2 separate regions of the Homo sapiens genome follow, and region 1 is linked to region 2. Evidence: chromatin loops called from intact Hi-C (ENCODE). Cell type or tissue: PC-3. All regions are shown on one strand. Each heading gives the region's core, and the rest is flanking DNA. Links, peaks and the distances in the headings are about the cores only.

What was found. Hi-C counts contacts between places; a loop is a spot of excess contacts. Peaks named below come from ENCODE experiments on the same cell type or tissue, not always from the same donor. Only the 100,000 strongest peaks of a DNase experiment are listed, where the experiment ranks them.
Region 1: a loop joins it to region 2, with 8 times the contacts of the local background. A loop is called at or near these places in 2 of 110 quality-filtered maps.

What each region holds. Positions count from the first base shown.
Region 1 is chr7:22,295,907-22,298,822 of GRCh38, reverse strand. The region is part of intron 5 of RAPGEF5 (Rap guanine nucleotide exchange factor 5); the gene reads left to right. It also overlaps the pseudogene RNA5SP227. Among named protein-coding and RNA genes, the nearest start is that of RAPGEF5, 60 kb to the left of the region's middle. In PC-3, for the core only: a CTCF peak has its summit at 1,710; no DNase peak of the experiment used is centred there.
Region 2 is chr7:22,410,877-22,413,792 of GRCh38, reverse strand. No RefSeq gene overlaps it. Among named protein-coding and RNA genes, the nearest start is that of RAPGEF5, 55 kb to the right of the region's middle. In PC-3, for the core only: no CTCF peak of the experiment used is centred there; a DNase peak (open chromatin) is centred at 1,332; H3K27ac peaks cover 1,500 bases.

The sequences.
Region 1 (2,916 bases), core at 210-2,709, 120 kb after region 2:
TTCAACAAGAATCTGAATAGAATTATGTATACTAAAGTAATTGAATTTGTAGTTGATGCCCTTCAAACAAGGAAACAATGGGCTTACATAAGTTTACTGGCAGATTTAACTAAACATTTAAAAAATAACTTATGTCATTTCTCCTATCCAAGTACGAACCAGGCCCAATCCTGCTTAGCCTCTAAGATAGGACAAGATCAGGCACCTTCAGGGTTGTATGACCATAGACAAATTATGTCATTTCTATATAACCTCTTTCAGAAAATTAAAGAGGAGTGACTGTTTCACATTCATTTTATGAGGCCAGCACTGTCATGACAAATTTCAGAGAAAGAAAACAGTAAGGCCGGGCGCGGTGGCTCATGCCTGTAATCCCTACACTTTGGGAGTCTGAGGCGGGCGGATCACGTGAGGACAGAAGTTTGAGACCAGCCTGACCAATATGGAGAAACCCCATCTCTACTAAAATATGAAAAAATTAGCCAGGCGTGGTGGTGCATGGCTGTAATCCCACCTACTCGGGAGACTGAAGCAGGAGAATCGCTTGAACTGGGGTGGCAGAGGTTGCAGTGAGCCAAGATCACGCCATTGCACTCCAGCCTGGGCAACAAGAGTGAAACTCCGTCTCAAAAAAAAAAAAAACAAAAAACAGAACAATATGACTCATTAGCATAGACACAATCTTCCTCACATATAAAAATTATAAATACGTTATGAAAAAGGGGAGTTTACCCTAGGAATACAAGGATGGCTCAACACTCAAAAATCATTCAATATAATTCACCATATTCACAAGCTAAAAATAGACAAATTATATGATAAATTTTATAGATGCAGACAAAGAATTAGAGAAAATTTAACCCTTCAAGATAAAAATTCTCAGAAAAATAGAAATATAAGAGAACTTCCTCAATCTGATAAGACTTTATACAAAACCCATAGCTTGCATCATACTTAATGGTAAGAGACTAAATGCTTGCCTACTAAGATCAGAACAAGGCTAATATGTCTTCTCTTAGTACACCTCTTCCACTCAGGCCAGTGCAAAAAGTCAAGAAAAAGAGATAAAAGGCATATATTTGGAGGAAAACATAAAGCCATCTCTCCTTGCAGATGACATAGTTATATACATAAAAAAAATCACAGGATTAATACTTCCTCTCTCTTCAGCCATCACTGGCCATGGCCATCTAGCGTCTTGTTCTGTCAGATTTTAAAGGTAGATGGAAGAGGTGGTTCGTTAAGGAGTCTAAGGATGATCAGTCTCATTTTATATTCATGGCCTTTAATCTTGAGTGGGTCTTCAATGCTGTGGGGTGGTCCTGTTCATTTCTTGGTATATTCAGTCTCCTAGAAAACTGTATCACAATTGCTCCCCTCTTACCTCTTTTTCCTTGCTTTTTATTTCATTGAAAGGAACATTTTAAAAACTATCTTTCTCATGTTTTATTTACCAAATCTGTCAACCTGCCTGCATCTATATTGGTGGACTCTATCTTTGCTCCTGATAAAAATGGATGCATGGTCCACATTCTTATTTAAGGTCAGTTTCCTCACATTGTGCACTGATCCCATCTCTGCACCCCTACTCAAGGATCTCATTTCTGAAATCTCATTTTTTTCCTGCTTCATCAGCTTTTTCCTCTACTGGATTGTTCTTTTCAGCATGTGTTGATATTTCCCTATATCTCCCTCTAGCTGCTGCACAATGTCTCTGTTCCCTTTTACAGCAAAACTCTTCAAAAGATATATTTATGGTTACTTTCTCTACCTCTTCTATTCTTTTCTGAATCTACTCCATTCAGGCTTTCAACAGTACCACTCCACTGAAGGCAACCTTGTCAAGATTACAGAAGTCTTCCATGTTGCCAAATGCCAAAATGCTGATTTTTCAGTCCTCATCTTACTTGACATGACAGCAGCATTTGGCACAATTGATCATGTCCTGGAAGCAGTTTTTCCACTTGGCCCCTGGGATAACATCTCTTGGCTCTTCTGTCTCACTAGCTGCTGCTTTTAAGGCTCCTTTGCTAATCTTTCCTTTTCCTGATTGTATTAACTGTGTTTCAGTGCTTTGACATCTGGGGCCTTGCTGACCCTGGAAAGACTGCCCAACCCAGGAATAGTCCATTCCTAGAGACAGTAGAGAACTTACCTGCTAGCTTTGCTGGGAGCATACCTTTCATAGGTAAGCCAGCCACTCCAGAGCTCATAACATAACCACTTTTTTTTATTGGGCTTTCACCTTCTGGGCTACTTTTCACCTGCCCTAATCACCCCAGCTCCAGGTACCAAACAGTTAGGGGCAGTCCCTATGCTTTTGGTCCTGCTGAAGTTAATCAAACAGTCTATCCTCAGCCTGTTTACCCTGCCTTACCCGTTCTATTCTGGGGAAATCACAATAGAGGTTATTTCCCACATCTTCCCCCATGTCCTCTGCCTCCTGACTGACACTGGTGCCTCCCTGTGTGGCTCCTCCTTGTGTGTCATCCCCCCTTCTCTTGGGAACTGTGAGTAAAAAACTGTCTTTTTAATGCCAGTCATCTCTTGAGCTGTTTGCCTCAGATTATTCAGACTGGCTGTCCCTAAATAATGAAACCTTCATTTTGAAGCAGTGACCTCTAAACACAGTAGAGGTCAGTCTTGGACTTCTCTTATTTTTTCTGCTCTCACTTTGGATGTGCCCTCACCCAGTCATGTACTTAACATCGTCTCACAGTGATGGTTTCCAAAATTCAGGTCCCTGTCTCCTCTTACCACCCTATACAAAATAGCACCTCCACCACCCCTCACTTCTGCCTCCTTTGTTCTCCTTACCCTGCCTGGTTTTTTCTTACTACCTGATGTTTATTAGCAACATGAGACATCCCTTGGCCTCCTTAGTTTCTGAAATGGTGATGGATTCACACTCTCTGG
Region 2 (2,916 bases), core at 158-2,657:
AAGAAGGCCCGAGGGTGTGATGACGTCCAGCACTGACTGGCTCACAGGGCCACTGTGACTTGCCTGGCCCCATGGCCAGGACTGACCGTGAAGCATTTCATGGCTCGTCCGTCCCCAGCAGTGAAATTTGCTGCAGGTATGCTAGGCATTATTGGTTGCTGCTGTTTTAGAAGATCCACCAGGCTCAATTTTTCTGGGGTGCTATTCAGCCAGCCTGTGGACATGCTAAGGGATTTCCCCTTAGGAGCCCACTGGTCAGCCAAGGAAGGATTTTTCAGAGAGCTGCAAATTCCCAAGCCCTAAAACTCCCTGGATATGACATGTTCATTTAGGAGATTAGTTTAGGAAAGGAAGATAAGGAGAGAGAGGCTTATGCAGTACCCCATCTGCCAGGCTACCAGAGGCTTCTCCTCCCCCACTTGAAGAAGAAGAGCGCAACATCGGAGAAAGAGAGAGATGGAGTTTACACACACTAGTTTGGTTATTTTGGCTAAAAAACACACCTCTTCATTCATAGTTGATGGGTCTAATTCCTGGCCCATACCAAATTTTTCTATTTATTTAGTCTAGGATAGGACTGAGAGATTGTTTTAAAAGATCCCTAGGTAATTACTGGCTTTGCTCCCCGTAATATTTGATTGTCCTCTGTGTGCCAGGCACTGTGCTGCGCCTAAGGATGCAGAGTGATGACATGATCGGCACTGATGGGATGGAGCAGTCAATTCAATCAAAACGCCCAAGTTGATAGTGTGTGACGGCTCTTTGAATACGATATTAATTACTTGAAAAGGAGAAAATTCAACTAGTCAACCAGGTGTTATATCTACACAAAGCCAGATAATCAGATTGATCTGCTTTTCCTGTATCGACAAATTAATGTTTTTGTACCATGTAGAGATAGTCTGCTCCTTTGGAAAGGTTGTTTCAATATAAATTCCTGGGTCCCCACCCCAGACCTCCTGAATCAGAATCTCTCTCTGCCAGATTTTTCCTCAGCAGTGGTTCTTAACCTTGGCTGCACCTTAGAATTACCCAGGGGGCTGTTAAACAGCCCAGGCTGCACCCTAGACCCACTAAATTAGAATCTCTCAAGAGGAATCTGGGCATCAATAATTTAAAAAGCTCCCCAGGAAGTTCCAATGCGTAGCCAGGGTTAAGAATCACTGTGTTAAGTTGCATGGGAGGAGGCAGGCATTGGGATCTTTGAAAAGCTTCCCATAGGTTTTATTGTGCAGAAATTACAGAGCATGCCCTCGGAGCAGTTACCTATATGAAGGACATGTGAGCATTCCTTCTGAGTTCTTGGAGCTGTTTGCTGCGGTAGTGATTCATGGTGAGGTTTTGCCCAGCAAATAATTTTTAAGGAGAGGCTAGCAGCCCTGTGCCCATTTATGTTTCTAACAACAGTCAGGAAATCCTCACTGACCAAATCCTTAGTTTCTAATATTTGTCTTGGTTGCATGTCATGATTGACAAGGATGAGTGTTAAATGCTCTCCTCCTCCCAGAGTATCCCCAAGTGCATCCTGACTCTCTTCTCTCTGCCTCTCTCTCTCTCTCTCCCCTTGCCCTTTCTCTCTCCCTCTCCCCCTCTCCTCTACATTCTCTGCCAGAGCTCAGGCCCTCCTGGGCTTCACCCTCAGGGCGTTGTGAGAAACTGCTATTCAAACCAATCAATCCTTATTCACATAAAACTAAGGGAATCATTGTCTACTTTCCCCAGAAAGCACTTGGGTTTTAGGAGGAGTGTTTGGAGAGAATTGTTTTAAACAGACAAGGCAAATCTTACCTCCAGCCCAGTCTTGGTCTAGAATCCATCTTTATATAGCACTACAGGCAACCACAAAAAAACAGAGCACAGTTCTGTGAGTTGAAGCTTTCTTGTTATCACTGCCTTAGAACAAAGCAGGATCTCCCCTGTGATCCTAGTCATTGTGGCAAGTCCAAAGGAAGACAACTGGGGGCTGGTAGGACTTCCAGTGGCCTCAAGCTATATCCACTGGTGGAGATGACCCTGCTCTACCATTAGAAAGCAAAGTCAAAAAGCACAGGATTAACAATGGCAACGCTGAAAATGAGAAAACTATTCTTGTTTATTTTTCCTACTTCCATCCCTGCGTTTGGTAGAGTTCCATCTTTCCTAGATAGACCAGACCTTCTGAGGTTAGTGCCCTGGTCATGCTCTGGAAGGGAATATTCTGAGTCTGTGACATTTCTAAGTCAAAAAGGACCTAACACGCTCCTCCTCTACTGTAATTATTTTATTCAAGTCAACCTAATTTGACATTGTTTTGTTTTCTTCTTCTTCTGTTTTTTTTTTTTTTTTTTTTGTATTTTTTTTGTTGTTTTTTTTTAGCTATGTGATTTAAACCTTTCCTGGTCATGGATCTCTTTGAGGAATTTGGTGAAATCTCTGGCCCAGTATCCCCCGAATCTACCAAAATATTTAAAAATCTGCTTTCAATTTCAAAAATTCATGACCCTCCATACCCATCCATGGACCTAAATTAAGAATCCATATATAACAACAGCCCACAGAGAAAAGCAGAGATTCCCACTAGGCGCCTATACCCCCAGGCTATTCTATTGGTGTTCATTGTCCAGAACACTCCTTGTACTTGCCCACCTCCAATTAAAGAGCACTACAGACAACCCCTAAATAGAACAGACTTTGCACAGGAAATGAAACTTTTTAATCTCCACTATCTTAGCATGGAGGAAAAGGACCCATGGTAGACCAGGCATGGTGACAAGTCCGGTGGGTTTGGAATGGCCTTTTCTGCCCCCGCCATCACCCATGATCTCTTCTTCTTAAAATGCTACCCATACAAGTCCAGCTGAAATGTCACAACTTCCCAGAGAGTCATCCCAGCCCTTCTCTGCACTCCCTGCCTTTCCTTCCTCTTGGAATGGGATG